Linked DNA regions of Homo sapiens: all the other regions are linked to region 1. Evidence: chromatin loops called from intact Hi-C (ENCODE). Cell type or tissue: IMR-90. All regions are shown on one strand.

Region 1 (8,000 bases):
TGCAACCACCTCAAAGATCAACTTGACAATATTAGTGAAGTGGAAAACACATGTCCTCTACAACCCAAAATTTCCACTGCAGGACTGTGCACCGGAGAAACTCTACACATGCACTCAGGGTGACATGCACAGGATATTCACAGCAGCACTTGTAGTGGTAGCAAAAAAGTGGAAGCAACCTAAATGTCCACCAGTGGGGGATTCAAACAACCGAATAATATTCAGAGGTTAAAAATGAATGAACTACATAGGTCAATGTGGAACAATTTCTAAAAATACAACAAAAAGTAAGTTGGAAAATATAATATTCTCTGTCTGATTAAAACATCACACAAAATAGTGTATTATTATACAGTAAAACATTAAAACATACAAGGAAAGGAGGAAAAAGATGAATACAACTGGAACAAGGAGGGAAGGTTTAGCTGCATCTGTGATGATTTATTTCTTAAAAAAAAGAAACAAACATGACAAAATGTGTCTATTAAATCCAAAGACTTACACAAGTGGCTGATATGTATTTTTCTGTATGATTAAAATATTTCATAACCAAACATTAAAAACTCCTTTTTTCTGTGGTAAAATATATATAATGTGAAATTTACTATTTTAACCATTTTAAGTGTACAGTTCAGTAGTATTAAAGCACATTCACATTGTTGTACACTATCACTATAATCCATCTCCAGAACTTCTTTCATCTTCCTAAACTAAATCTCTGTATCCATTAAGCACTATCTCCCTGATATGGTTTGGCTGTGTGTCCCCACCCAACTCTCATCTTGTAGCTCCCATAATTCTCACGTGTTGTGGGAGGGACCCGGTGGGGGATAATTAAATCACGAGGGCGGGTCTTCCCTGTGCTGTTCTCATGATAGTGAGTGAGTCTCATGAGATCTGATGGTTTTTAAAAGCGGAAGTTTCCCTGCATAAGCTCTCTTTGCCTGCTGTCTCCATGTAAGATGTGATGTGCTCCTCCTTGCCTTCCACCATGATTGTGAGGCCTCCCTGGCCATGTGGAGCTGTAAGTCCAATAAACCTCTTTCTTTTGTAAATTGCCCAGTCTCAGGTATGTCTTTATCAGCAGCGTGAAAATGGACTAATACATTCCCCATTCCTCCCTCTTTCCAGACCCTGGCAACAACCATTCTACTTTCTGTCTGTATGAATTCAACTACTCTGCATATCTTGAATAAGTGGAATCATACTATATTTGCCCTTTTGTGACTGTTTTATTCACTTAGCATAATATCCTCAAAGTTCATCCACGTTGTATCATGTGTTAGAATTTCCTTCCTTCTTAAGGCTGAATAATATAACATTGAATGTATATGTACAAACAGATTTTGTTTATCCATTTATCTGTTGACAGACACTGCTTCTTCCTTTTGGGTGACATAATTTCACATTTTGTGTGACAAAATTAAACAATTCAAATAAAAATAAAGTAAAATGACAGGAAAATTATAGAGGCAAAAATAAAATGTGTGTCGCATATGTGAATGTGGTGTGTTGAGTTTTTCACAGTTGAGGAGGAGTCTCCTTGTCCCTCACATGGCATGGTGGCATGGACCATTCACGCCAGCAGGCTGTATCCCCTGTCAGAGGCAGGGCTGGCTGTGGGTGGCAGCTGCACTCTGCTACCTGGGCTTCTGCATCTGCTCCTCCTTGAGCCGCTGCTCCCACAACATGCGATGTTCTGGCTTAAGCCGAACAGCTTCCTTCTTCGTTCTTGTTGAAACTGGCAGAAACCAAGAAAGAAAGCAGTCTCAGGCAATTGGCAAGTAGTAAGTATTGGGACTAAGAAGTATTTGGAGCCCTTGTGCTGGCAAGCCAATTGCATTGAGGCAGCCCCAGTCCCACTCAATTCTTGCTCACATTCCCCATGCCTTTTGGCATCATGCCTCATCACTACTGCTCCCCTAAGTGCTTCCAGATGCCCTCCATCAGGGGCTTCTCAGACTGAGAGCATTAGACTGCTGCCTCGCTACCAACGCTACTCAGAACCACAGTGTATTATATAAGACAGAGAAAAGCAGAGCTGCCCTGTGGGGTTAAGGGGCGGGGGCAGAGTAGATATGAGGCTGGGTATCCAAACCCCAGTGCAGCTCCAGGGAAGCCCCATTTGAAAATAGCTGCATAAGGCTAGTGATTAGAAACCCCAGCTCTAAAGCACAGGGAGGAAGAGGAGGATTGTAATCTGGAGAGGGTCAAGCTCTTCTAGGCAAGGCCAACCAGCTATTGTGAGTAAAGTAACTGTGTGTGTGTGTGTGTGTGAGTGAAGCAGGTGATATCGAACTGCTGGAGCTCCCCCTGCATTGCCAGAGCAGTTTTTTTTAGATATGTCCTCCAGACCCTTAGGGCTCCTCAGGGCACAATTTGAAAATCACAGACTTGTCTAGTCTCTTTTAATCCTGATACTCTGCAGACTGTTATCATCCCCACACAACGAAAGGTGAACCTGAGGCCAAAGCCCCACAGGTAGGAAGTGGCTGAGTCAGGAATGCTCCTTCCAAAGACAACTTTATTATCCTTCAGTAGAGACGCATACACTGCAGCAGCTTGAAGTAGGGAGGCTTCTGGAAACTGTGGGGATGAACCAAAAAGGAATCCTTTCCCATGCTGGGGAAGCCCACTCTGGCACAGAAACAAAGCAAATTATAGCTGTTGCGGAAACAGGCCAAACACGGCTGGCTGAGCCAGAAGTGGGGTTATTGCTCATCTCCTGGGATCCCATTGTGTGTAGGTCTCTTGTCCTCCCCACACCAAGCTCCGGGTCTCCTCACCCCCGTGCCAGCTGGGAGGCCCATAGGCTGCCAGGCATCTTGTAGAAACACACCAGAGCAGCCGCAGCTTCAGCTCTTCCCTCCCTGCCTTCCCTCCTGCCCCAGGGTGAAGGAGAGGGGGCTGGCCATGGGAGAGACCAGAAAACGAAGGGGAGAAATGGAAGCTGGTTTCCACAGAAAGAGATGGTTGGTGGGACCCGTGTCATATGTCAAGTTGGAGGAGCAAAGGCCAGTTGGGAGATGGCTGTGGCCTTTGTTGAAAGGTCTGCCTGGGAGCCAAGTTTCAATTTCTGGCTCCCTTTAGACAGGACCGGTTTCTCTAATAGCTCATTGAAAGGTGAGAGAAAAAGGAAAGAGCACACAAACTGACCCCTTTAAAAATATGGCAAAACCTAAAATGTCTTTGGAAATTTCAAGAAGTCCTTGAACAGAATCATAGTTTCTTTTTTTTTTTTCTTTCCCTGAGGAAATTCAGCATGGACCTGTCTCCCTCTTGTGGAATTAATTTTGCCTCTTGGTTGTACAGTGTTTAGTAAAATAAGAGGAAAACTTATGGGGACTTCCTGTTACCTTGTTTCTCCATTGTCTTTCTTTGTGCAAGAAAAGACAGCAGTATTGTAATTATCAAAGAAAAAGCTTTAATTTTCTGAAATGAACAAGCATTTAGAAATAAACTTTTAATCTAACACTTTATAGTAACAAAATTCTGCCTGTAAAATCTAGTGCTTAAAGATTTAGTTTTACTTAATTCTTCAACGTTAGACAGAATATCGTCTCCATTTTATGGTTAAGTGTCAACAAAAAGAGTCAAATTCTGTAAAATATTTGAAGACATTTATTCTGAGTCAAATATGAGTGGCCATGGCCCATGACACAGCCCTCAGGAGGTCCTGAGAACATGTGCCCAAGGTGGTCGGGGTGCAGCTTGGGTTCCATACATTTTTTGGGAGGCAAGAGACTTCAATCAAACACATTTAAGAAATACACTGGTTTGGTCCAGAAAGGCGGAACAACTCAAAGGTGGTGAGGGTTGGGGGGGCGGTCCAGTTTATAGGTAGATTTTAAAATTTTCTGGTTGACAATTGGTTGAGCTTATCTAGACCTGGGATCAACAGAAAGGAAATGTCTGGGTTGTAATAAGAGGTTGTGGAGATCAAAGTTTTATCATGCAGATGAAGCCTCCAGGTAGCCGGCTTCAGAGAGAATGAATTGTAAGTGCTTTTTTTGTTTTTTTGGTTTTTTTTTTGAGATGGAGTCTCGGAGTCTCACTCTGCTGCCCAGGTTGGAGTGCAGTGGCCCGATCTGGGCTCAACGCAACCTCTGCCTCCCAGGTCCTGCCTCAGCCTCCCGAGTAGCTGGGACTACAGGAGAAAGCCACCATGCCCGGCTAATTTTTTTTTGTATTTTTAGTAGAGACGAGGTTTCACTATGTTGGCCAGGTTGGTCTCGAGTGCCTGACCTCATGATCTGCCTGCCTCAGCCTCCCAAAGTGCTGGGATGACAGGTGTGAGCCACCGTGCCTGGCCTGTAAATGCTTCTTATCAGACTTAAGGTCTACATTGATGTCGATGCCAGTGAGCTATAATGAATGCTGTCCAACCCTCACTTCCTGTCCTGGCCTAAACCAGTCTCTCAGGTTAAATTTTAAGAGCACCGTGGCCAAGAAGGAAGTCCATTCAGATGGTTGGGGGGACTTAGAATTTTATTTTTGGTTTACATAAGGAAGGTAAAAGAAGGACCATGACAAAACTAAATTTATTTTTCTTTAGCCAAACTCCAAAGTTCTTTGCAGAATTGTTAGCAACAATGACACAAGACAACAACAGCTTGTTACAAAAGGTAGCTAGTCGGGCATCAGCAGGGCAGGAGAGGGCATCTCCCACTCACCAGGAATGTCAGGTGACCATTGGATGATGGTCAGGCAGTTGTCACAGTACCTCTCTAATATAATAATTGGTTGCAGCCAGCGCCAGGGAGAGGCAGTTTCCCAGTACATAAAAACCCCTGAAACTGGTAATGGGCAGCTTTCAGAAATTGGGCACGTGGTCTCGAGCATGCACGTTAAGAGGCAAAATGGTGGAGTATGACCTTCCCGGCATTCCACTGGAAAAGGGAGGAAAGCCTCAGGTGAGCATGCATACAACTCCAGTAAACACACCACGCGCTCACCTCCTAGGCACCAGTAGGCTACCTCGCATGTGGGTGGCTCACCTTAAGGGAAGAATCAAGGGAAAAAGGGATCACAACACCGGAAGTGAAATGCATATGAAATGCTAGGTTCAAGATCAAATGGGTCAGTTGACCTCCAAGTTGCCACTTGAGTCTCTTCCAAGTGTACTTTCCTTTCTTCTCTAAAGCTTTTCAGTAAACTTCCGCTCCTGCTCTGAAACTTGCTTCAGTCTCTTTTTCTGCCTTATGCCCCTCAGTTGAATTCTTTCTTTTGAGGAGGCAAGAATTGAGGTTGCTACAGACCCATAGGGATTTGCCACCTGTAACTCAGATAACTTCCACCAGTAACAAGCTGATATTTATTAGCATTTGCTTTTCGCAAAGCATTAGGCCAAGCACTTCACCTAAATTATTGATGTGGCTCTGATGAGTGGAGGAACACCAGGGCTCTTGTCTCACATCAAATTAGATAAGACACAAACACACGTGGAGTGGTTTTAAGGAGCGGAGAATTTAATAGGCAAGAAGGAGTAAGAAGGAAGGGAGAAGGAAAAAGCTCCCCTGTACAGAGACAGAGGGAGGGGGACTCCAAAGCCAAGAGAGGGAACCCCACTTGCCACGGAAACCAACCAGGTATATGAAGAGGCTGGAGGAGGCGATGTTTGATTTGCGTAGGGCTCAGGGGGTTGGTTTGACAAGGCATGTCATTCACATAGCCCGTGAAAAAAATGGCCCTCGTACCCTAGCCTTTTAATATGCAAATGCAGGGCACCATGATGTTCTACACATGTGGGGATAGATGGGGGCAGCCATGTTTCCAGGCACATGTGGGGCAAGGGCAAGAAGGCTGCAGGAATCACCATGTTGGGTGGACTCAGTTTCTAACGGCTGGCATTTGCTTATTAAAGGTTGCCAGACTGGCCATGTTGGGTGGACCCAGTTTCTTTTTTTTTTTTTGAGACGGAGTCTCGTTCTTGCCCAGGCTGGAGTTCAGTGGCACGATATCGGCTCACTGCAAGCTCCACCTCCCAGGTTCACGCCATTCTCCTGCCTCAGCCTCCCCAGTAGCTGGGACTACAGGCACCTGCCACGACGCCTGGCTAATTTTTTCTATTTTTTAACAGAGATGGGGTTTCACCATGTTAGCCAGGATGGTCTAGATCTCCTGACCTTGTGATCAGCCCGTCTCGGCCTCCCAAAGTGCTGGGGTTACAGGCGTGAGCCACCGCGCCTGGCCGGGTGGACCCAGTTTCTAATGGCCAGCATTTGTATATCAAAGGTTGCCGGCCTGGCTCTAAGAGCTGGGGCTTTACAAGAAACTTTTCCAAAGATGCTTTAAAAAATGAAAACTTTCCAAGGACGCTTTTTCCTCTCTATTTGCCTAAAATAATTTCTTAATAACTCCTACAACATTATCTTACTCTTTGCAATAAAATTACTGTCTAATTTTACTAGGAAACTGAGGCTTAAAGAGGTTAAGCAACTTGTTTAAGGTCACATAACCAATTGCTGAGGTTTAAGTTGGATTAATATCAATGATCCTAAATGGAGACTTAGGAACAAAGAATAACAGAAGCACGTATTAAATTGCTCTCTCAAATTCTGGCCTTCAGGAGATGAGCTGAGAGAGATGTAAATAATCCATAGGGTATTTTTTTTTTCCTTCTGTGACATTTTGAAAGATAATCAGCCTATATGTGGGGTGGATCATATTTCATAATTATTTGCAAGGTTAAATTAAACATTTAAACAGAATACTTTTGATAACACAGAGAAATTACTCGTGCTATGAGATGGGCATCGGGACTCCACTGTTAGGAGGTATGGAAAATGCCTCTTGTCAGGATTGCTCCATTACTGCTTCTAGCCACACCCATCTCATTGGGTGCGGGTTGGTAGTAGGACAGATATTACAAACCAGCATGATCAGGACATGACAAAACTTCATTGCTGATCCTAAAACCCCTGGGCTGGACAACAAGAAAGGATAGGGCAACAGAGGCACTTTTGAAACAAGTCGGTCTTTTAAATATTTACTATGGTGTCTTTGTCAATTTCCTATAAAATGTCATTCTGCTATTTTTGAACCAAATTTAGGTCTGCATACAAGACAGAATAAATAGATGCTGTTAGTGACCTCCATCAGACTGTGGAACCTTGACTGCTTTGGTGATTCTTTACCCCATAAATTTGGCTGTGAGTCAAGGGGAGCCATTCTTGTGACATCACCAACTCATCTTCTCTGTATCACCCTTCTTCTTCTGGGTACTGTTTGGTACAATGGAGAAGAAAGCACAGGGTCCAGTTGTTGATTTTTCTGAGCCAAAATAGCTGTTATTAATTGCCAGGAAGGAAACGTAAACAGAGCAATTCCAGAGGGGTTGGTGAAAGAGGCATCTTTAAGCATGTAGATGAAAATGAAAGCCTCGGCCAGGCGTGGTGGCTCAAGCCTGTAAGCCCAGCACTTTGGGAGGCTGAGGTGGGTGGATCACTTGAGGTCAGGAGTTTGAGATCAGCCTGGCCAACTTGGTGAAATCTCATCTCTACTAAAAATACAAAAAAATTAGCCGGGCGTGGTAGTGCGTGCCTATAATCCCAGCTACTCAGGAGGCTGAGGCAGGAGAATTGCTTGAACCTGGGAGACGGAGGTTGCACTGAGCCGAGATGGCGCCACTGCACTCCAGCCTGGGCAATAGAGTGAGACTCTGTCTCAAAAAAAAAAAAAAAAAAAGGAAAGAAAAAAAAGAAAATGGCATCCCCAGAGATAGAAGTTCACATTGATTCAGTATAAATATTGTGTTAAAGGGGTTTAGTTTTAGTCAATGGCTTGAACATAGCATATCAGGAAGATGCTTTTGGCACAAGAAGCCAAAAAATCCAAACTCACCTGGTTTAATAAGAAGGCCAATTTATTTTTCCTAAGAAAAAATAAGTGCTCAGGCAGCTGGTTTATTTAATTCAGAGGTGAAAGGATGTCATGAAGGATTCCATTTTTTTGTGTGTGTGTGTTCACTCTGCCATCTCATCTTGTCAGTGTCATCCCCT
Region 2 (8,000 bases), 200 kb before region 1:
TTGTCATTGTTTGTGAGGCCAGATTAATTGGGTCCTAGTGATAGAATGTTAGAAATAAATGTGAAAAATTGCATGGGAACTGAGAGTTTTCTTTTACAACAGCAATCTTGTCCACCCTTGACAAGATAATATTTGTCCACCTTTGACAAGATAGTATTCTTACAGGATGAAAGTGTGTTTATATATATATATAACCTGTTCAGTTTTCCTAGTTGGGAGAAAGTCCTTCATAATTAATATCATTGTGACCCCTGTAAAAAGAAAAAAAAAAGTCAGCAGAACATTTCTACGTTCCTTCATTTTCTATTCTGTTTAATTTTCTAGAAATATCTGACAGTCTTTTTGAATCCCAGTGGTGGTAATACTGGAAAAACTTGTTGCTCTAAAAATGGTACCTTTTGTGGGATGACATTGGAAAGGTGGGAAGTTGGAGATCTTTTTTTCCCCTTGTTTCTTTCTTTCCTTTATGAACCTTTTTCTTTTTAAAAGTTATATCGCTCATCACTTTATCACTTAGTTTATCACTTTACCACTTTTGTTGGCACCTTTTTTCCCCCTCCTGTCTTTTATGATGTTGAAACTGAAGGGGAAAATGGAGCTGCCAAGATAAGTTACAGTTAAGTGACGTTTGCTTGTGGCATTGTCCTTGGCATTGCACAGAAGGAACTAAACCAGCACCACTGGTGCTGCCAGGAATTTAGGGTCGAAGTAGACAGGAAGAGAAATTGTGTTCTGGTTTAAAGTTCAGTGAGAAAAGTTTAGTACATGCTAAAATATAGCACTGATCCCTCAGAAAGTGCATTTAAATTTTACATTAAATGTAAATTTGACATTAAATTTAAATGTTGACATTAAATGTACTTTCTGGAAAGTACCTTTAAATTTGACACTAAAACTCTGATATTATGTTAGATATAATGAGATTATGTGGTTTGAATGTCCAAGAGATACCTGTAGCTCTGATACTGAATTGAACGTGATCTGAGCCCATTGTGGAAAGATTGACAGACTTGCAGAGGGCCAGTGCCAAAGGGAAGGCCCTATGAGGTGTGGGTAGGGAAGAGGGGAACACTGGGATACTGTTGACTAAAAAGGTGGAAAAAGATGAGAGAAGAAGGGGAACTATAGCTCTATCTAGAATCAGGGAGAGCATGGCTCTTGCTTACAGTTAGCAGTAGTTTGTGACAAAATTTGTGGAAAATATGACAGGGCTTTGGAGAACTCTTACCGAGAACCGTAAATTAGTTCAGAGATATACTTTGAAAGGATTTTAAATATATAAATGTATGCTTTCCATTTATCAACAAACTAAATAGACATTGTTGACCATCTGTCTTCAGAGATGCAAAGCATTCTTAAAATGTATACAATGAATGGTGAAGCAGAACTAGTGTTGATTTTAAAAGGTTGAAACCATACAACACTAAAGCTTAAGACGTTAAAATACATTTTGTGTACTAACTAATGGGCATGTTTTGTTCTTTCTTTTGCAGACATACATTGGAAGTGTGGTTATATCTGTTAACCCATACCGGTCTTTACCCATTTATTCACCAGAGAAAGTGGAAGAATACAGGAACAGAAATTTTTATGAACTGAGCCCTCACATGTAAGTACTGTACTAAAGCATTAAGTTTCTCTTTTACTCCAGAGATGTGTAGTTGACAGATGTGTGCAGCTGTCTCCTTTGAATTTCAGAATAATGTTTTTGTCAGTTTTTTTTAAAAAGTTTGATAAAAGTATGAAGACTTTAATTGTTATTATTTTAAATTAAAAAAAGGCAGAATACTTCATTTGACGTCAGACTTTTCTGAAATATTTGGATTCAGGATGTAAAATATTTTCTGTTCAAAATTCTTTGCAAGTAGCAGCTGCTGCTAATTATTTTTGCAAATAAAACAGGAATGTGCATTGTTTATTATTATAAAGAGCCTAAGCAGCTTTTTCATAGTGTTGTTGGGCCAAGAAAAATCCTGAGTGTTGGGTTGTGTGATGGTGTTTGGGTAAAAGGACCAAACAATACCTTCAGTTTGTAATTTTTGCAGACAATGTTCACCAGATGCGTGGGATAGGCCAGTGATTTCACTTACTCTGGAAAGTCACTTGTTTGATTTTTCTGAAGAAGGTCACTTGTTAGTGTAAATAATTCCTTCACAGTACCTGTAGATTCTGTTTGTCTGCTCCTTTAGAGTTCTTCGTTGACGTGCTTAAGAGATGCCGAAATGATTTGGCCACTTTATACCACTACAATTTTGTTTTCTAGTCTGAATGACTGAAACATAACACTGGAAAAGTTTGCCTGGATTTGGTAGATCCGTGGTAGAACCGGGTTATTCAACCCTAGAACTTTTATTCCTCCAAATAAAAATATCTGAAAAAGAAAGTTGGAGAGAGAATACCCAGAAATTATCACAAACAATACCTTAAACTTTTTATTTCTCAAAAAACTTTTTTATTTATTCTTATGTTACATTTACTGATTCAAGACAAATATGTTCACCATTTACATTCTCATGTCCACTACTGAGTTTAAAGGAAAGAGAAATATGCTAAGTTGGGCCAAGTCATGTAATGAGTTGAGAGCCTCAGACTTCTCCGCTTGTTGCTTAGGCAGAAACATTTCCTGCCTCCTCTCCTGTGGGCATGCAAGCATTTTTACCAGAATTCACGTACTTATGATTGTCAGTTGCTGCAAGGGGCCCACGGTGTCTTGCAGACGGGAGTTGGTTGATGCAGCATAACATCTTTTATGCAATAAACTGTTGAATGCAGATTTAGAATATTTGTGAACTGCTGCTGAACGTGGGCTGGGAATAACGTATGCAAAAGTGCCTTGGAAGGTGTCAAGCATTCTACAAAGTTATGTTGTTCGTTATTACCACCATTGCTATTACTTTTTCGCAGTAGCATCATCCTCTCTCTCTCAAAACAGATGATATGCTGAAAACAACCCCAAATTGTCATGAAATGCACATAAATACATGTGCATGTAGATATTGATGAGGAAATGTTCAGTAAATGTCTTGGTTGCGGAAAAGATTTATTGGTCATTGGCATATTGGTAGCGGGGCATTTGAAAATGGTTAAGCTGGCAATTTGGGTCACTTTAGAGTTGAGACATTTTCAGTCTTTTTACCGAAAGCAGTAGTACTCAAAATGGGGCAGTTTAAAACCCCAGGGGACAGTTGACAATGTCTGGAGACATTTTTGATTGTGAAACTGGGGGTAGGAGGGTGCTTGCTGCCAGTGGGTCAGGGATGCTGCTAAGCACCCTTCAAAGCATATGCAGCCCTTCACAGTAAAGCGTTGTCTGTTAGCCGTGTCCATAGTGCCAAGGTTGAGAAACCCTGAAATGAAGTGAAAGAACCTGCAGAAAGTCTCATTATGTCCTAGCAGAAAGGATTTTCTCTGTATGATTAAAGATTGGCTTTATTAATTTTGACAGAACATAAAATCTAATAATTAAGGAACATATATATACCACTGTCCAGATGCTTGTTTTAGTTTCTCTTGATAATGCAGCATGCAGCGATATATTTGGGCTGTTTGGAACTAAAGATTATTTATTATTTAAATGTATGAAAATGGTTATTAATGAATAAATCTGCTGGTATATTTTACCAGTCAAGCAAATTCTGATCATTTTGTTTTCTTCTAGAAGTAGATATTGCAAGTGTTCTTGTTTCATTTTGCCTTAAGACAAATAATATCTGAAATTTGTTTTATAAAGTTATCCTGATAGTTAAGCCCCTGTGATGAAATACTTTATTTGATACCTGAATATTTTAAATTCTAGTCCTCAAAGCCCCACTTCTCAAAGTATGGTGCTTGGACCAATTGTATCAGAATTCCCCCAGGGGCTTATGAAAAAATCTGGATTCCTAGGTCTTACTTCTCATAAGCCAGGAATCTACATTTTTCACAAGCTTTCTGGGTGATTCTTAGGCGCATGTAAGTCTGAGAACGTGTTGCTTTAGATCTATATTTAAGATGTTTTTCTTTCCTTTCTTAACTACTTACTGCAATTTGTGATCTTTAACAATAATAATAGTAATAATAAAAGTATTTATGGCTAATATTTTATTAAGTACTTACTATTCTGCTCTAAATACTTTATACGTTTTATAACTCATTTCATTCTGAAAATAATCTTGTGAGATAGGCACTATTACAAATGGGGAAATTGTCACAGAAAGATCAAGTAACTTATCCAAAGCCACACAGCTGGTGGGAGTGGAGCCGGGGTATTAACATTGGTTGCCCCTCTTAGCTGGAAATGGGCTTGCCATTTTCATGACAGGGCCTCTTCCTGTGCACTTCCACCCCACTACCTTTGGTTCGCCTGTGTTCCTACACCACAAACCCTCCAGGATAATCTTGACTGTGCCTCAGTTTACCCCCAGCAATTGTCCACATGCTCTTTTTGCATTTTCAGCTTTAATCTCCATTCTGGGAATGTTTAGATATATAATGTTTGGGTAGATAGAGAATGTTTAGAAGTCTATTCTAGGTCATAGAAGTTCATGCTCCAGAATATACATTTTTATCCTGGTGCCTGGAAGATTCCTGTAGGAGGCAGCATGGCACTGCTACTCTAGTTCACACCCCTCACCCCCAAGGAAAAGAACCACCACGAGCACTAAAATAAAATACATTCTCAATGTGCTTAGGATAAAGAAAATGACTTTTTACCATGGCCTACAAAGCACTACGTGGTGAGCAAAGTACAGTTTTACTAATGCATCTGAAGTTGCCAGATCCCTCTCATTCCCTCCCATCTTGCTTGTTCTGTCAGTCCTCACCCCACCCTCACCACATTCCCTCTCATGGGAGCATCCTTGCATAGAATTCTGTGCCTTCTGCCTGGAATGCTTTTCCCTCTTTCTCCAAAGCAACTCGTGTTCTTCCTTCAGACCTCAAATTGCAGAAGACCTCTTAGGGAGGAACCGTCCTCACTTGTTCCGTACTAAGGCTAGATCCGTTGCTTTTGCCACATTTACTATTTAATGTTTGTTTAAGGGATGATTTGTCTAAGAATTTGATGAGGGTTCAGTAAAAACATAGTGAACAGGACTTGGGTTCAAGTCCCAGGTCTTCCATTTACAAGCTATATAATCTTGAGCAAATTACTTGAAAAACTTCAACTCAGAGAAATTAAGTAATTAGCTTATTCAGTGGGAAAAGAATTATTAATTAACTCCTGGGATTTTTGTGAGGGCCAAATATGTAGTTGATATTTAGATAATGATCTAATACGTATAAGGTGCTTAGCATGGAATCTGCCATAACTCTGTGAGAAAGGAAAGCTATTTCTATTAACAATGAGAATTATAGCAATTGTTGTAATAATAAGGTATGTGGGACACATTTCCAACATTCTCACATGCTCTGTCTCACCACTTTCTGCATGGTGGGTCATTTTCCACTTCCTTTAGTGTATTTTCCTGCATTTTTCTTTGCAGATGTTCATCTTTGATGGTATTTTGAAACAGGGTCAATGCTAACTTGGTTCCCTACTAAAACAGCCTGGCATTCTCAAACAGGATGTTTGTGATGTAAGGGGGTAAGATGACCTTAGCTTTTGATGCATTCTAACTGTAAATATTTCATGAATTTAGTTCCAGTTTGAATAGAAAACAACTTAAGCAGCTGCTCAGACTACATACTTTGAAAACTTTGCCAATTAACTTACCCAATATTACATTTGAAATTTACTTGTCAATTTTTTTTTTTTTTTTTTGAGTCGGAGTCTCGCTCGCTCTGTCGCCCAGGCTGGAGTGCAATGGCGCGATCTCGGCTCACTGCAACCTCCACCTCCCAGGTTCAAGCAATTCTCCTGCCTCAGCCTCCCAAGTAGCTGGGACTACAGGTGCCCGCCACGACGTCTGGCTAATTTTTGTATTTTTAGTAGAGACAGGTTTTCACCATATTGGCCAGGCTGGTCTCGAACTCCTGACCTCATGATCTACCCTCCTCCGCCTCCCAAAGTGTTGGGATTACAGGTGTGACACTGTGCGCAGCCTTTTTTTTTTTTTTTTAAGAGATGAGGTCTTGCTATGTTGTCCAGGCTGGTTTCAACTTCTGGGCTCAAGAGATCTTCCTACCTCCTGAGTAGGTAGGTGGGACTATAGGCACATGTCACTGCACCTGGCTTACATTTGGAATTTAATTTGAGCTGTGTTCACTGTTAGTCTGCAAAAGCATCCAGATACTTTTGTAATTCATATGTTTTGAAGGTGTCTACAATTTATCTTTCTTTAAATTTTAGGTAATTAAAAAATAATTCCATTTTGTATAAGTATATGACTTTCAGATCGTGGAAATGTATAGATTGGTTTCCTACCTATTTTCCTTTCAAAAATAGCTTTCTGTTATCATTTGTGGGTCTGTTAGTCCCCCAAACATGGAACTCCTCAGCTGGACTCCTCCTCTGCGGCTCCTTTCCTTCTCTGAACTGTCCCCGTTACGTGTGAAGCCACATCTTTGAGCAGGGTATCACTGGGTGGCATCCCCAAGGAAATGTGGCTGTGCTGTGTGGCAGAGCCTATACCACCATTTGCTTTTCTAGTTAGGTAAGTGATGTCTTTCCAGTATGATTTTTAACTTCTTTGAAAATAAGGAAGGTAAAAAATGTATTCCAGGGAGGACATTTCAGAAACATTTCAGAAAACTCAGTAACTGGATTCATTGAGAACTGCCTCAGATTCCCAAACAGCATTGATAAGGAAAGGCTGAGAAGGGAGAGATGAGGGAAATAATCAAACTATAGGTTGAGCATCCCTAATCTGAAAATCCAAAATCTTAAATGATCCAAATCAGAAACTTTTTGATCACAACATGACACCACAAGTGGAAAACACCACTCCTGACCTCCAAATGCAGTCAAAATGCAGTCATGCAACATAGAATTGATTCCGTGTCCCTAAGAGAAAGGTAAAATTTCCTTCAGGCTATGTATATAAGGTGTATATTAAATATAAATGAATTTAATGTTTAGACTTGGGTCCTATACCCAAGATAATTTTGTATCTGCAAATATTCCCAAATCTGAAAAAATTTGAAATCTAAAACACTTCTACTCCCAAACATCTTGGTTAAGCGATACTCAGTCGATACTTAATCTCCTTCCACTTAGTTGCAATAGCACTGTGACAGTGCACCTTCAGATATTTTAGTTACCAAATCCACTGGCCTTTTGTGTTGGGTGATTGCCTTTTAACCTTGCAGCAGTTGATGCAGTTTATCACCAACAGATGGATCTTCTAAAATCAGATCATGTTACTCACCTTCCTAGAAACCTTCATGGGCTCCCTATTACTCCCAGTTCCTTTAGTGTAGTGTTCAAGGCCCTTTACAGTCCAGCTTTAGCTGTCCTCCCTGCTCTCCTCCAAACCCCACTACTCTCCTTTGTGGAATCTCCTCTTGAGCCAGAGCCATTCATGTCTTTTCCTTTCTACGTCTCATACCCTGTACCTTATCTCCACTGTTAAAATCCTGCCAGTCTTCTATGGTCTGTCTGAAAGACTTGGTCAGCCCCAGCATAATCCACAAGGGACTTGCACTGGCCCTGAGTTATCAGACCACTCGTGGTCGTCAACACACCTCTTCTTGCTATGGTTGATTAGGTTTTGGTGTCACCCTCTTGAATGAGATAGAAGCTTCTGTAGGTTAGAAACTTTATCCTGCACATCTCTGTGGCTGTCTCCAGTGCTTTTCTCTTCAGAGCTCAACAACTATAAAACAAAAGAGATTTTAGGTGATTTTTCATTACATTTTACCTGTGTTATGGCTGAGAGTTCAATGAAATCAAAATGTACTTGATAGGATACTTGTGGAGTTTATTCAAAATTTCATGCAGTATAATGAGAATTTTTTTCATTTTTTAAAAAAAGCAAAAATATTTTTATGGTGCTCTTCAACTCTTAAGTATTTGTTCAGCTTCGATTTGTTCATGTTGTCTGTATGTCTATTGGAAGGAACTTGCCACCAGAAGAAGAGTG
Region 3 (8,000 bases), 280 kb before region 1:
CACTTTCACATATTTGTACAATATCTGTACCAATGTTTACTTAACACTTTAAAAAATCAACTTTAACTCACTTCACTTAAAATAGTTTATCAGGCAATATTGGATTATTTTTAAAAGGATGGATATCACATATATGAATCAGAATAGTAGAACGAATACTTGCAAACTCATTATTCAGTATAAGAAGTAGAACGTTATTATCCAACTTAAGAATGAAAACATTTCATTGCTTTATTTGTATGATTCTTCCCTGTGTCATCTCCTTGTCTCCCCTAAAAGGTTAGTACAATCCTATACTTTGTATTCATTGTTCCCTTGCTTTTTGAAGAATTGTCTTATTTCATATGAATATATCCACTAACAGCATATTGTTTAGCTTAGTTTGGTTTTGAATTTTAGATTTTGATTTGTGGCAGCCTTGTGGAAAAAAAGATGGGTACAGGAGCAAGCCTGGAGGAAGGGACACCTTGCAGATGATTGTCAGAATTAGAATCTAGAAAAGACTATGTTTTGAAGCATTTAGATTAAGGAGGGGAGAGCGATTAAGCAGGGAAAGTGAAGAATGGCTATGATCTATTTCAAAGGCAGAATTGCTGAAATCAAGGAATTATTTTAAAGTAATATATTTTATTTAGTAAGAGCTCCTTTAGAAACTGCCCTTTATAATGTTTCTTATGGCAGAAATATGAAAGTGTTTGTTTAGTTTATTGACACAAATAGTTTGTATTTTGACCTTTGTTGTGCTAGTGGTTCCCTGTGTTTTCCAGGGAACAAAGAAAAGCAACTCATAGGTCTTCATCCTAGAAGATCTGCACGGTGACTTTTAAAGACTAGTAGGTAAAAGCCATCTTGTGTACTTTTGAAGAGTATTCAAGGTGTGGTATTTTATGATCCAACTAGGCAGCTGAACCAATATGCAGATCTTGGTTTTTTAACTATAAAACAAGTCTTTCTCCCTAGGCCATGTCTTGAATTTGTTTTTTAAGCTCACCACACCCAGCTTTTCCCCATATTTAGTTTTAAACAAAAATCTCACCATATTTCTGTAATTAATCTGTACAATATTGCTACTGTTTTCAGAGTAACTTTGGAAAGCCCCAACACTTTGGGCAATATCTGCAAAATGCAGTTAATTTAATGCTATCTACATTAAGGGAGATTTTAAACTTTAAAACAAGAGACTGAATTAGCCAGTTTTATTGAGACTAGAGCAATTAACTTGTAATTTATGGTTGGCTCAAAAAGGTCACTCACTAGAAGTGGGTGTCTGGGTACTCCCCAAGTCCTCAAGCTGACCTGGATTGGGCAATTTGAGCAAAGCAGAATGGTTTGGAAGAAGCATTCTCCAGCCAAGAGGACACTCATGTTATTGCCAATTAGACTTGGAAACTGGTTCAACTTGCTGGGTCAAAAACAGCTAGACAGCAGGAGTTTAAAAAATACAAAATGATCACTTGTGAAAATGCAGGTGGAATACAATAAATGTCAGGTTAATTTAAGCCATCTTTGGAGAGTCAATACTCTTCTCACTTCCCAAAATCATTATTTAATTGAGCAATTTCTTTAGTTCAAACCAGACTGGTTGTTGAACAAACTGTCTTACAGACTAGGAAACCCAGTCGCTAGGAGATAAAATGTCTAGGATAAATTAGCATCATTCAGCAGTAGTGGGATTCAAACAGGCCCCAGTGGTTCTGCATATCATCACTTGGCTGTAGGCCTCTTAGACTATTTAATTCCATTAAACTAACATTTATTTAGTGCCTATTATGTAAAAGTTCTGTACTCAGCACCCTGATAATGCCACAATGCTTTCCTAAGGGACTGGGCAATTTGGGGAAATGTCAAACAGTTTATAACAGGGTCCTCTATCTATTCATCTCCCCCAAAGCTGAACTGATTGGAAAAAGGAGGGAGGGTGTGGGTCACTGTGATCAGAGAACTTGATGGTTGTGACTCCGTTGTCCCATTCTCCCCCGTGGAAATTTTCAAAAACTTGGGGTGGGGAGCCTAGTGAAGAAAGGGATTTGGTGGTTTGAAGGATTTTAAAAAATGAGATCTTAGCATCTATTATTTGATCCTAGATCTATGACCTAATCCTAACAAGACATAATGCATTCGGGATTTAGTGGCCACTTTTATGGGTTGGCACATATTTCTTCTGCATCCCTATTCACCCAGCCATTAATTTTATTTTAATATATACTTGTACTCTGGCATTTTCTCCTCTGAATATTTTATTTGTATTTTAAAATTTTTTAACCTCCCGATGATTGATGGGGAGGAGGGGAAGGACAAGACACGAAGCAGACAGATAAGCTGACAAAAATGACAAAAAAACCATTTTAATGTTTAAATCAGAACAGAAAGCTGTTTATGAGTTGTGATCTATTGTTTGGTACTGAAAAGTAACAGAGGCATAATTAAATCTTTTACCCAATGCTTTATCCAGAGAGATCTTTTCAGAAATTTGGGCAGTATTTATCTTATAAAAGCAACCCTGTTTTTTTTTTTTTATGGAAGTCATTTATATGACTTCTATGATTTATATGACTGGTCATTTATATGATTGTTTAGCTTAGTTTGGTTTTGAATTTTATTATAACCATGATATCTGGACCTAAGGTCCCAAATTGAACCTCTCAATATCCATGGCATTGCAAGCATGACTATGCATGCAGTGGGGAAAATAATATAATGTATTTGCATAGGTTTTTTTTTCCTTTTTAAAGCCCTTTCACATCTACTAGTACATGAAATTGTGCCACTTACTAAAATTCATTGTTAATTTCATTTTTCTAATGAATATTTGGCCACCATCCTGTAGACCAGGTTATAGATGCTTCACCTATTACCTGAGGGTTTTGTTTGTGTATTTGTTGAGCTAACTTTTTAACTAAAAATTTTAAGGTCAAAAAGTACATTTGGTGGTCTTTTTATTGGGAGCCCAGACTGTGAGAAACTCTTCTAGAGTCCTCTCTTAAAATCCAGATACTCTTTTGAAGGATTATGTAACTAAGTAATAGCTTAAAAGGTAATAGTTAATATCTTGGCATGTATTAGTTGGCAGTTGTTGAAAAGGAGAGGAATTTTAGGTGGTAAAGTAAATTACCTGGAAAGGGAGGATGCCTCTGGAGGAGGGGGAGCATTAACCACGACTACTAGGAACAAACTCCACCTCTCCAACTACAACTGTGACCTCATCTCTCACTAACCTTCCCCATAAAACTGCTTAGTCACCTCTGGTGGCAAATAAAATCTGTCTCTAGACTCTAAGTTATTTGGGGGGATGAACCCTTGTCCCTCACCATTGCTTTCCAGCCTGTCTTAGCATACAGTAGAGAATCAGGAAATATATGTAGAATAAATGAAAACTTTAATCCATAATTTGATGCCTAGTTGTAATATTTAAGCTTCTCTCTTGTGCTATCTTTGTTTTCAAAAGGAATAATGCTGGAGCATCCCAGAAATCGAAATGTTTATCTTTGTCTTAACCTCTAGAAAGGAATCCCATTTTTCTGTGGGATAATAAAAATAATAGACAACACTTACTGAATGCTTATTGTGTCCTGGGCACTGTCCCATCATTTTATACAGTCCCTCACTACCAGCCCATTTTACAAATAAAGAAAACATGGCAGATAATTTAAGTCTACTTGCTTATAAGTTTCCTCTCTTAGTGTTAAAAAAGACAAAGGTGCTGAATGGCGATGACAAAAAAAGTCCCTTCTATTTGTTTTTAATTAAACTTCATTGTAGACTCAACAAAAATTAAATGCAAACAGAAAGAGAAAAAAAGAGGAATTCATCCCTCAGAAGCCCATCACAGTGCCTAAGTTTATCAATGCATAACAGTCTATTTAGTTCATTCCTACGTGGATGTTTATGTTGGAGCTACATTCACAGTTAAATACGTCGTATTGTGGAGGAGTTAAGATAGCGCAAAACTATGTCCACCAGGTGGCACTCATCCCTCTAGATGAGGGGCAGAAGTTGAGGGGGAAACACTTCTGATTGTGTTGTCAGCACCCTTGGCAAAAAGATTCAAGTACTGACCTTTAGTTTCCTGGGCCTACAGCTTTTTATCCAGGGTGAGTTGAGGAGCTGTCAGACACCCACAAGTGCATCCTGCCTATTTTGCTATAAAGGAGAGGAAGTTCTCAGCTGCATAGCAGTACGGTGTAGTTGATGGATGTAGGGTTCTGTTTCAAATCCAAATTCAAATACAGGTTTCTTCAAATCCTAGGCCTACCAGTCACTAGTTGTATGACTTGGGCAAGTTACTTAACCTTTCTGTGCTCCAAGATCCTCATGTGTGAAATGGGGACAATCACTATACCTACTTCATTTTCAATTGCCTGGTTTAACAGTCCTCTCTGCTCACAGAGGGCCCAGATAAATGTTCTATGAAATGGAATTAATTATGTGACCCTTTAGTAGCTGGGCATTAAAATGCAATTAAAATTTTACTTGGCTCAGAATATATGATCAAAGAGATGAACTTGAGTTTCAGGCTTTTTTGTTGTTATTGTTTTTTTATTTTCTAGAGATGGGGGTCTCACTCTGTTACCTGGGCTAGACTGCAGTGGCACAATCATAGCTCACTGTAGCCTTGAACTCCTGGGCTCAAGTGATCCTCCCACCTCAGCCTCCCAAGTAGCCAGAACTATAAGCATGAACCACCACACATGGCTAATTTTTATTTTTTGTAGAGATGGGGTCTTGCTATGTTGCCCAGGCTGGTCTTGAACTCCTGGCCTCAAGTGATCTTCCCACCTCAGCCTCCCAAATTGCTGGGATTATAGGCATGAACCACTGCACCCTACCAAGTTTCAGTTTTAAATGGTAAAGTAAAGCTATGACTATTTACTAGATGTAGATTACTCATAAGAGCAAGAAATATTGATTTAGCCTCTCCAGTGAGCCAGTTTAGTCACTTCTCTAGGTGCTTTTGCTGCAAAGATGAGCAAGACAGGTCCTATCCCCACTCCCATTAAGCATATAATGTAGCAGGGAAGATAAATAAATAATGACATAAAAGTAAACAATTACAAATGTACAAAGGAATGTAAAGTAGATGGACCTAACCTAGTATGGGGGGTTAGGGAAGGCTTCCAAGAGGAAGTGGTTGTAGAGAATCAGGTAATGAAGCAAAAAGAAAGTGGGTAAGCATTCCAGGCAAAAGAACTGGCATTTGCACAGGTCTTAAAGTGGAAAAAAGCCTGCTAAAATCAAATACCTGAGAAAAGTCCAGTGTACCTGAAGGGGAGAAAAAGTGGGACAGAGAGGCTGGCAGATGGAGAGGTTACTTACTGGGCAGGAGGAAGTATTAAAGGGTTTTAAATGGAAAAGTGACATCAGATGCTGTTACTCTAAGAACTGCACTTTTCAAGAGGTCATTATGCAACTTGGGAGGCTGCGGTGGGAGTATAGCTTGAGGCCAGGAGTTCAAGACCAGCCTGGGCAACATGATGAGAACCTATCTCCACAATTTTTTTTTAAATTAGCTGGGTGTGGTGCCACATGCCTGTAGTCCCAGCTATTTGGGGTGGGGGGCTGAAGTGAGAGGATCGTTTGAGCCCAGATGTTTGAGGCTGCAATGAGTTATCGTCATGCCACTGCATTTCAGCCTGGGTGACAGAATGAGACCCTGTCTCTAAAAACATTAAAAGAAAAGATCATTATGACTGAAATGAGGAGATAAAGAGGCTAGTTTGGTGAGGTAAGACTGTATTGAGAGCGTCCAAGGCAAAACCTTTTGTATTATTTCAGCCTGATTATGATGGTAGCCTGAACCAGTGTGGCAGGAAGTAAATGGCTTTGAGAGACTCTTAAGGCATGTGGACTTGACAAGATTTGTTGATTAGATGTGTGGAAGGGAGGAATCTAGGTATCTGACTTAAACAAGAGTGTTGATGGTATTACCATTTCCCAAGACCCAGAGAACATTGGAGAAATAGCAGTTTTGGAAATTTAAGTTAATGTGCTCATTTCAGGATAGGATGAGTTTGAAGCCAAAGACATATTCAAGAGAAACTGTTAAGAAAGTACTTCTATGTATGGAGCTCGAAAGGAGACTGGGGTTGTTTCAGTAGATTTAGGAGTTGTCACCATAGCTATAAATTGAAGCATGATGAGACCTTCTAGGGAGAAAGTGAAGAGTGAGAAAAGAAGATGTCCTGGGTCACAACTCTAGGGAACCTCACCATTTTCTACATTAGTAGAGATGAGGGATCAATACTCAGTAATGAAAACAGAAAGAATAGTCAGAGGTGCAAGAGCAAAATCAGAAGGCTCAGTGCCCTCCCCCAAAAATAATAAAGAAAGAGGAAGTGGTCAATGGTATTGAAAGCTCCTGAAAAGTCAAAGATGATGAGAACTAAAACATATTCTTGGTCTTGGGGACAAGGAGGCCATTGGTGACCTTAGCAAGATCAGTTTCTACGGAACACTAAAGGCAGAAGCCAGATTGCAATGAGTTGAAAGGCTAAATGTAACGTGAGAAAATGATGATGATAAATGCTGAATATAGTTGGATTCATTCACTGACACATTTTTATTGTGTGTCTGCTCTGTGCCAGATGCTCTGCTACATACTGGATTTGATATGGTTAGGCTTTGTGTCCCCACCCAAATCTCATCTTAAATTGCAATCCCCAGGTGTTGAGGGAGAGACCTGGAGGGAGGTGATTGGATTGTGGGAGTGGTTTCCCCCATGCTGTTCTCGTGATAGTGAGGGAGTTCTCATGAGACCTGATGGTTTTATAAATGGCAATTTCCCCTGGGCTTTTCACTCCTCTCTCTCCTGCTGCCTTGTGAAGAAGGTGCCTGCTTCCCCTTCCGCCATGACTGTAGGTTTCCTGAGGCTTCCCCAGCCAGGTGGAACTGTGAGTCAATTAAACTTCTTTCCTTTATGAATTACCCAGTCTCGGGTAGTATCTTTTTAGCAATGTGAAAATGGATAATACAGAGTTCTTCTGGGTGGATGTCATAGAAACAATACTGGGACAAGGTAATTTCGGATATTAATGAGAGTGGTTTAAGTGATGGCCACAGGATCTTAGCTAGATAGAGAGAAAAGTGAAGGGATCAGGGACTGACGAGTATTAGACAATAGAGTGAGGAAGCTACTGGAGGTGTCAATAAACTTAAAGAACCAGAACTCCTGGAGTAATTGCTACAACCATGGAATAGGAGGTTGTGTCCAGAGACTAAGATTTCTGAGTTCTTGATGTGAAATGTTGATGTGGCTCTAAGAATGGGTGGCTGAAATGAAGGAGAAATGATGACGCGGCAACCAGTTATCTCTTAAAATGCAAGTCTGGATATGTCATGCTTACATATAAAACTTTCCAGTTGCTCTGTGGAAAAAGATTTTTTAAATCCTTAACATGGTCTATAACGCCTGCTCATTCCTTCTGGCCTCGCCTCATGATGCTTCTTTCCAGTCACTGGTCTTTTCAAGGGCTGTTTTCTTGGCCTAAAATACTAACGCCCTCACCTAGCACAAAAGCTTTATCAAGTTAACCCCTACTCAACCTTCAGTCTTTAGGTATCAGCTTAATGTCACTGCCTCAAAAAGAGCCTCCTTTTCCCTCAGAGTGGCTCCATGAACTTTTCCTTCACAGCAATCATTATAAGTTATTTGTGTTTGCGTGATTTTTAAAAAAATATTTTTGTGTTTCTCCCACAAATGTATAAGCCCCAGAAGAGTAGCAGTTATGTAGGTTTTGCTATTTGTTATTTTCCAACAACTAGCACTGTACCTAGCACATAGTAGGTGCCTAATAAATAATTGTTAAATGAATGGACAAATAAAGGGGTTAAGCAATTTGCCCAAAGTCATTAATTGAACCTACTAAAAGTAACATTAATATTTATATTAATATTTATAAAATATATTCATTAAACTTTATGCTTCTGTGACATTTTTCATGTATGTCATAATGGGTGAAGGACACGAACAGATACAACAGGTAGTGAAGAAGACAAAAATTTAA
Region 4 (8,000 bases), 450 kb before region 1:
GTGCGCCATTATGCCCAGCTAATTTTTGTATTTTTAGTAGGGACAGGGTTTTATCATATTGGCCAGGCTGGTCTTGAACTCCTGAGCTCAAGTGATCTGCCTGTCTCGGACTCCCAAAGTGCTGGGATTACAGGCATGAGCCAACACGCCTGGTCTATAGTTTAATTTCTATGAATAAATATACATACGATAATTCAGTACTGATAGCTTCCTCAGCTCTTTGAGTTATGGAACCTGTGTGTTCACCACCAAATATCAGGGTCTTAAAAGTGTGAGAAACCAGGATTCCACAGACAGAGCAATGACACTCAGTGTTGTCCATTACCTTTGGAAAAAGACTTTACGCTTTATATAATACTTTACTGAACTGAAATGTGGGTGGTGAGAGGGTGATTATTTTCTCAGTGATTCAAAATAATGTCTAATGTTTACTTTAAATCTCTGATGCAATTGTGAGGCACATTTAGAACAAAATCCAGCAAGGAAGCTGACATACTATACACAAGACTGGAGGAAAGACGCTCTGACCAAATAAAGCATTATTAATTTTCACAGCTTGCATGACTGTCATAGTCTTCATTATTTCATCAGTGTAGTCTAAGCTAGAACACTATTCAGTCTCACATTCGCAGGTTCCATTCCTCACAGAATGGAAAAACATCATAGATAAGATGCACCATTAGGGCCGGGCACAGTGGCTCACGCCTGTAATCCCAGCACTTTGGGAGGTTGAGGTGGGTGGATCATCTGAGGTCAGGAGTTCAAGACCAGCCTGGCCAACATGGTGAAACCCCGTCTCTACCAAAAAAAAAAAAAATGCAAACAATTAGCTGGGCATGGTGGCGGGCGCTTGTAGTCCCAGCTACTCAGGAGGCTGAGGCAGGAGAATTGCTTGAACCCTGGAGGCGGAGGTTGCAGTGAGCTGAGATCACGCCGCTGCACTCCAGCCTGGGCAACAAGAGTGAGAAACTCCATCTCAAAAAAAAAAAAAAAAAAAAAAAAAAAAAAGATGCACCATTAATGTTTGTATCAAAGCCATCCTAATCATCCAAGATGATTACAGATACAAAATATCCATATTAATGATATTTACATTATATGGTACATCACATTATATGACACTGAATATAATAGCTGGATTGACTGTATTGTACTTCTAAAGAAAAATACCCATTGGAAAATCTGCTAAGAAACTAGAAAACTGGACAACCAACTTAACCAGGGCTTCACTTGGAAAAAAAAAATACAATCCGATGAAAGGTAGGTCTAGATGTCACCATAGTCTTCTCTGTCTCCTCTGCTCAGTGTCTAATAATACACCTTAGAAACCAAGAATATATTAACAAATGGTAATAGCTTTTTTTTTTTTTTTTTTTTTTTGAGAGATGGAGTCTCGCTCTGTCACCCAGGCTGGAGTGCAGTGGCGAAATTTCAGCTCACTGCAAGCTCTGCCTCCCGGGTTCATGCCATTCTCTTGCCTCAGCCTCCTGAGTAGCTGGGACTACAGGCAACCCGCCACCACTCCTGGCTAATTTTTTGTATTTTTTAGTAGAGACGGGGTTTCACTGTGTTAGCCAGGATGGTCTCACTCTCCTGACCTCGTGATCTGCCCACCTCGGCCTCCCAAAGTGCTGGGATTACAGGCGTGAGCCACCATGCCTGGCCAACAAATGGTAATAGCTTTTAACTTGACAGAAACCTCTGCTAAGAAAAATATGACTGGGATATAGGGTGATTTTCATCCAAATTTCTTGGTCATCTCTTAACAATCCATAATTTATTGTAATGTCCCCCATGGAAAACTATGTGGAATAGAAACAATTAAAATAACCCTTTCATTTAGTGAATATTTATTGAGCATCTATTATGTGCTAGACAGTGGGTTAGATCCTGGGAAACAATAAGAAGAGAGGGAAACAGTGGTCTAATCACATGAGAGATAGCCTTTAATCACAGAATCACAGAATCAGAAGAGAGGAATGTAAAATGACAGCACTGCTTAGCTCATAAAGCCCTCTGCTGCATTCTACAAAGTCTAAGGTTTTAGTAATATTTTTGTACAATTTCTCCCTCAAAAAAGTGTTGCAACTCTTTAAATTAGTTCAGCGAGAAATCAACTTGCTGTGCAAATGCTTGGGCTAGCTGGGGTGTGAGTAGCGCGTCTGTGTTTGAGAACACTGAACCTTGAAAGAACATCTGTTTGGCTATTTTGTTAAATGAAACTCAAGTCACCCAGGCTTTACTAATAGCTTCATTGTGCTTCATGACTTTCCACCACATAAACAAAATTACCTAACACCTCAGTCTGTGGCTAAAACTGTCATTTATCAGTTAAAGCCCACTGACAAAGAGCAAACTGGAGAAACTGCAATTCCAGCTTCTCTATTCAAACAGTTTTCACATTTCAATAATCACTCTCTAGCTGGCTCCCTGCTAGATAAGTACCTCCAGGGAAAGGTTGCTTCCTGGGAATGTTTATTTTACAGGAACAGATTGATGGCCTCAAAGTCTGGCCACTTTCTAGGTGATGAAATTGTTTATTCACATTGACTCTTCCCAGGAGAGAATAGAGTGGAGAGAAAGGCAGTGATTGCTAAAGTTGATTTTATGATAGCGTGTCTACAGATTCCTCAAGGAATGTTGTGAAATTCCAAAGCAAATTCTTAAAGTTAAATTCATTTTTAAAAATCTAAAGCTCCTACCCTATGTTGCACTTCTGAGGATTAAAGAATCTTAGTCAAAGGGACTTCAGAGATTGTCTAGTCCAATGAGTCCAAATGTTTTTTTTTTTTGACCTTGGTACATATTCTTGAAAGTAAACTTCCCACCAGAGTTTCCATCTGTAAATATATAAAATAAAGCTGCCTTGATAGAAACAGGCATGAGGGAGCCAGAGCTCCACATTTCCCCAACCCCCAGGGCAAATGGGGTTCCTGAGGTACCTCTTTGGCATCTCTGGGTTTTCTGGGAAGAAAATGGGTCTTGTGCAACTTCTTCCTTTCACCCAATCCTAAAGCCAGGAGCCCCTGTACGTCCTGACAGCTCAGCTCTTCTTGGGTAATCTCAAACAGTCACAGGGTGCTGCAAATCTAGGGAGGTCTGGAATGGCAACTTAGTGAAACTATCATTTATGACATCTTTGTCCATTGTCAATCATTTAATAACTATCTGATACAAAGTCTTACAACCAAAAAGTAGAATGGAGCGACCCAAAATTGTGTGTGTGCGTGTGGGTGTGTGTGTGATGGAGGTGAAGAGCATTGGAGTGGTAGCAGGAATTCCAGACATGAAATCCCATAAAGGGGCATACACAAATGGTGACCTGAGGTTTCAAGGAACTGGAGCTGGAAGAGGGAAGTGCCAGGGTCCCCTGAAAGGGACCACATCTCCAGCAGAGCACTTGACAGGTGAGCAGAGAAGGAGAAAGATCAGCAGTTGTCTGAAGTTAGGTATCACGTTTTAGAGCCCAGTTTTCCCATCTGTGTAGACACCTGCTCCCTCGAGAGGAGGCTGATCTGTAAATGCCATCACCAACATCTACACAGCCCACCACCACTGACTCACACACAGCTCATTCAGTCCTCACAACAACCCTTAGAAGTGTAGGTTAACATTAGCACCATTTTGTAGATAAGGAAATTGGGAGTTAGAGAGGCTAAGTGGCTTGTGCAAGCTCAGATTGCCTGAAGAGGCAAAAACCAACACTGCTAACTCCACTATGCCACTGAGGCACGACACAAGTGCAAAAGGAGACACAGTAGACAAGAGAGGTCAACAACATTTTCTGAGGAAGCATTATTTTAAATTATGGTGTGAGACAGACATGATTTCGGAGCAGGTGGGTGAGGTGCAGACACTCTGTGAGATAGATGGGGTGAGGTGACGGGGCAGTAGGAGTGCCAACCAGCTCGCCTCTCCCAGGGAAGGTTCTGCGACCCAGAGGCAGCATAGCAGAGGGGCCAGGAGCAGGGACACGGGATCAGACTGCCACGGTTTTATCTTGGCCCTGCCATCAACTGCCCCCACTATCTTGAGTAAGCTGTGTGACCACTCTGTGCCTCAGTTTCCATAACTGAAATAAGTATGAAGCTAATAGTACCTACTTCACAGTCTTGTTGCAAGAGTTACAGAAATCAGTATTAGTGAAGCTCTTAGTGTCCAGTATATAGTAAATGCCACACGAGGATTGTTGAAGACATTCTTAGCAGGCTACAGGTGCTCACAGATAAGCAATAGCAACTTTTTGAAACTTGAAAACGAGGTTACGATATTCTAGCTTCCTGTTTTCCTGTAATTTGTGACCACAATCCCTGGCCTCATGACTTTATGAACTTCACTTTATTGCCCGTTCTTTCCTCACTCTTTCCTAACCTTTGTGTGATCATCCCTACTGAATGGCCAAGCCCCTGATTCCCGGTTTATCTTCCTTCATGTACTTCATGACTAGTCAACTGTTACTGCTGCACACAAGACACGGTTCAATCTGTGGTTTGTTTTTAAATGTACCTAGGAGTCATACTAAAATTCTGCCAACAGGTGGAGCTCAAAGAATAGCTTAAAATAAAATTAACCCGATTCGGCAAACCTGGAAAAAAAGGGAAGAAATAAAATCATTCTGATACGACTGTATGATTTTGCTATTCATCAGAAAATAAGAGGAAATAAATTGAAGGCAATATAAGTAGACAGTGTTAATAACACAGTGGTTGGTTTTTCTACAGTGGAAGATGATTTACCTAGATTTCCGTCTCTAGGGAAATTCAAGTGAAGATTTTCATTTTACATTCATAAAGATGACAATATACTACAAGAGTTGAGCTATTTGGATTTATTTGATTTGCTTTACTTAAGACAAGTTCAGGATAATGATGCTTAGTCTGTTCAGATTCATAAATAATACTCAAGATGTCAAACTGAATGAAATGTTGCAACTCTAGCCAGAATTCCAAGGAGATGTGTGAAATGAGCTTTTATTTAAAATGTGCCAATGTTTAACTAGGAAGTTTAGAAAACCTTTATGGGTTTCTATAAGCTGGGAAGAATATCTTCCACTCAATCGTTTTACTAGAATCTCCTTAAACCCCAAAACTCTGCTCCTGTGATTTCTTTGACTGCAGAGACCTGCTTAGGGAGCTGTGCCCTGAGCAGCGATTCTACCCTGGAAGACTGAGCTCATCTTTGGTGAGGCTATGATGTTTGGCAAATGATCTTTAAGACACAATTAAGGGAATGAAGAATTCTTGGAGGGCAAAATGGTAGGGCATTAAATCTTTTGTGATGGATCTTTATGGTTTTGTGAGGTGTGATAAATTGGATGTCATTGGATGCTGGATTTATAAAGTGCTTTTCCTCCAAACAATTCAAAGATCTTTTTCATGGGAGCTGTGACTATAAAGCCAAGAGTTTGGATCCATATGAACCACCCCAGAAATAAACCTCACTGCTTCAAAACTGCATCACGTAGGTGGTTTTACACCTGCAGCACCTCTGAGCACGGGCTGTTGAGCATGACTATCCTGCTCTCTTAGAGGAAAAAAATGCAGTATTTCCTCATCAGTTCATTTGCCAAACGTCACATTTTCAGGCCCTGGCAGAGCATGTACTCAAACCCAGGTTTTCTAGTTCCAAATATATAGGTCATTGACTTATGCCTTAGTTTCGAGGTCAGCTCAATAGATGTTCTCCAAGGTCATGTCCAGTTCATGATTTGACTACTCTATCATCAACTCAACGGAGTACTCAGACTGCATCAGTTTGTTCTTTCATTCAATTTGTCTAGTGAAATGCAAACATTAGAGAGCGAGGTAATTGATATCTCAAAATAATAGGGTTGTTTTTTACCCCACATATCATAATTTTTCAGCCTGACTTCATATATGTGAGAAAATGAGTGAACAAAAATGAAGAATGACAAAGATATTTCTTGATAATGGACTGACTAAAGAAACTATGGCACACCTATAAAATGTAATGTAATGCAAGCAATGTAAATCATGTTCTCCAAGAGTATTTAAAATTATGGAAAACTGTTCTCCGGGCTGGGCACGGTGGCTCACGCCTATAATCCCAGCATTTTGGGAGACAAGGTGGGTGGATCACTTGAGCCAAGGGGTTCAAGACCAGCCTGGGAAACATGGTGGGACTCTGTCTCTACGAAAAATACAAAAACTAGCCAGGTATGGTGGCACATGCCTATAGTCCCAGCTACTTGCAAGGCTGAGGTGGGAGGTTCACTTGAGCCTGGGAGGCGAAAGCTGCAGTGAACCAAGATCTCACCGCTGCACTCCAGCCTGGGCAACAGAGTGAGACCCTTCTCAAAAAAAAAAAAAAAAAGAAAGAAAAAAAAGATACATTGCTATGTGAAAAAAGCAGGCTATGAAGCAATGAGTATCATATATTTTTAAAGTAATATATAGATAAATAAAAGACTGGAATGATGTATACCAAGATGTTAATAGTTATTTTCTTTGGAGGGTGTTGATAACATATAATATGTTATTTTCATTTTCTCTTTTTGAAAAACTTCCTCATATTGTCTGCAATTATCAAGCTTTACATCTATAATGAGAAAAACATGAATTTGATTTTATATGAAGTCAAGCAGTTTAAAAGCTTTGTAAAAATAAGATATTATAAGATCTGTTTCCAGAAAAATTCTATAGGAGAAAACATTTCCTACCTCATTTCCTTTACCTCCAGCACTGGACTTCATTTCCTTTGGTTGCTTTGTAAAAGAAAACAACAATATTTAGATGGAAAAGCATTATCAGCTACATATTAAGTTGGTCGTACCTGTTGCGGTCATTTTCTTGGCCACAGTTTTGACTTCTAGAACAGCAACATATTTTCAAACTCATTGAAACCTGACACAACTGCCCAGATTTGACAGAGAGGAGTTTCCTGTCTCACCCCATGGGATGCCACTTTAGAAACTTGGAGTTGGCATATCACTAAGACTTTAGCTTTCAGTCAACATTTTCGAAAAAGGAAATCATGCTGGGAACTTTCAGAATCTATACAGCACTCCTTGGCGCCTGGAAAGCATCATTTTAGCTAAGCTGTAGGTGATGATTCCCAATCCCTGAGAAACCAAGTCTAACGAAGACTAGAAAAATAAACTACAGGGCAGTGTGTACCATATAGCATAGTAAGCTATTAAATGACATTACAGGGGAAGAAGACTTACTGACACAAAATAAATGTGCATTGATGTAGATTACTGAATGAAAAAAAGAGGCAGAAAACAAATTTTATAGTGTGTATTATTTGATCCCACTTTTAAAATACATATATAATTATTTTAGAAAAAAGAATGAAATTATAAAAATGAAGAAGTTAATAGCGTTGCAAAGTGGTGGAATTATAGGTGACAATTTTTAAAATTTTTCTTTTTTTTCTTTTTTTTTGAGATGGAGTCTGGTTCTGTCACCCAGGCTGGAGTGCAGTGGCACAATCTCGGCTCACTGCAAGCTCCACCTCCAGGGTTCATGCCATTTTCCTGCCTCAGCCTCCAGAGTATCTGGGACTACAGGCGCCCACCACCAAGCCTGGCTAATTTTTTTTTTTTTTTTTTTTTTTTTTTGTATTTTTAGTAGAGACGGGGTTTCACTGTGTTAGCCAGGATGGTCTCGATCTCCTGACTTCGTGATCCACCCGCCTCGGCCTCCCAAAGTGCTGGGATTACAGGCGTGAGCCACTGCGCCAGGCTAATTTTCTGTATTTTTAGTAGAGACGGGATTTCACCGTGTTAGCCAGGATGCTCTTGATCTCTTGACCCTGTGATCCACCCTCCTCGGCCTCCCAAAGTGTTGGGATTACAGGCGTGAGCCACCACGCCCAGCTGATTTTTATTTTCTATATTTATTTTTGTATTAAAAAGCAAAGTTATTATGCAGAAGATAACCAATGTGAAAACGCTTTGCAAGAGCAAAAGACCACTGTAAAAACTGAGGTTTTGTTATTTTATATATTGTACCTGCTGAAATAAAGACCTAACTGAT

Evidence for each region. Hi-C counts contacts between places; a loop is a spot of excess contacts. Peaks named below come from ENCODE experiments on the same cell type or tissue, not always from the same donor. Only the 100,000 strongest peaks of a DNase experiment are listed, where the experiment ranks them.
Region 2: a loop joins it to region 1, with 7 times the contacts of the local background. A loop is called at or near these places in 11 of 110 quality-filtered maps.
Region 3: a loop joins it to region 1, with 6 times the contacts of the local background. A loop is called at or near these places in 49 of 110 quality-filtered maps.
Region 4: it touches region 1 in a loop (6-fold over the local background); 28 of 110 quality-filtered maps call a loop at or near these places.

Annotation. Positions count from the first base shown.
Region 1 is chr2:191,498,474-191,506,473 of GRCh38, forward strand. No RefSeq gene overlaps it. Among named protein-coding and RNA genes, the nearest start is that of NABP1, 180 kb to the right of the region's middle. In IMR-90, a CTCF peak has its summit at 3,280 (motif pointing left); a DNase peak (open chromatin) is centred at 3,278.
Region 2 is chr2:191,294,618-191,302,617 of GRCh38, forward strand. MYO1B (myosin IB) reads left to right here. Exons shown (of 31, transcript NM_001130158.3): 3 at 1,494-1,609. Among named protein-coding and RNA genes, the nearest start is that of MYO1B-AS1, 52 kb to the left of the region's middle. In IMR-90, a CTCF peak has its summit at 4,571; a DNase peak (open chromatin) is centred at 3,914; H3K27ac peaks cover 3,472 bases.
Region 3 is chr2:191,214,531-191,222,530 of GRCh38, forward strand. No RefSeq gene overlaps it. Among named protein-coding and RNA genes, the nearest start is that of MYO1B, 27 kb to the right of the region's middle. RefSeq lists an enhancer at 6,255-6,424. In IMR-90, a CTCF peak has its summit at 3,952 (motif pointing right); DNase peaks (open chromatin) are centred at 3,211, 3,941 and 4,991; H3K27ac peaks cover 572 bases.
Region 4 is chr2:191,047,811-191,055,810 of GRCh38, forward strand. It overlaps STAT4 (signal transducer and activator of transcription 4), which reads right to left. Exons shown (of 24, transcript NM_003151.4): 14 at 6,680-6,724. Among named protein-coding and RNA genes, the nearest start is that of STAT4-AS1, 30 kb to the left of the region's middle. In IMR-90, a CTCF peak has its summit at 4,531 (motif pointing right); DNase peaks (open chromatin) are centred at 451, 2,051, 2,561, 3,011 and 1 weaker place; H3K27ac peaks cover 2,570 bases.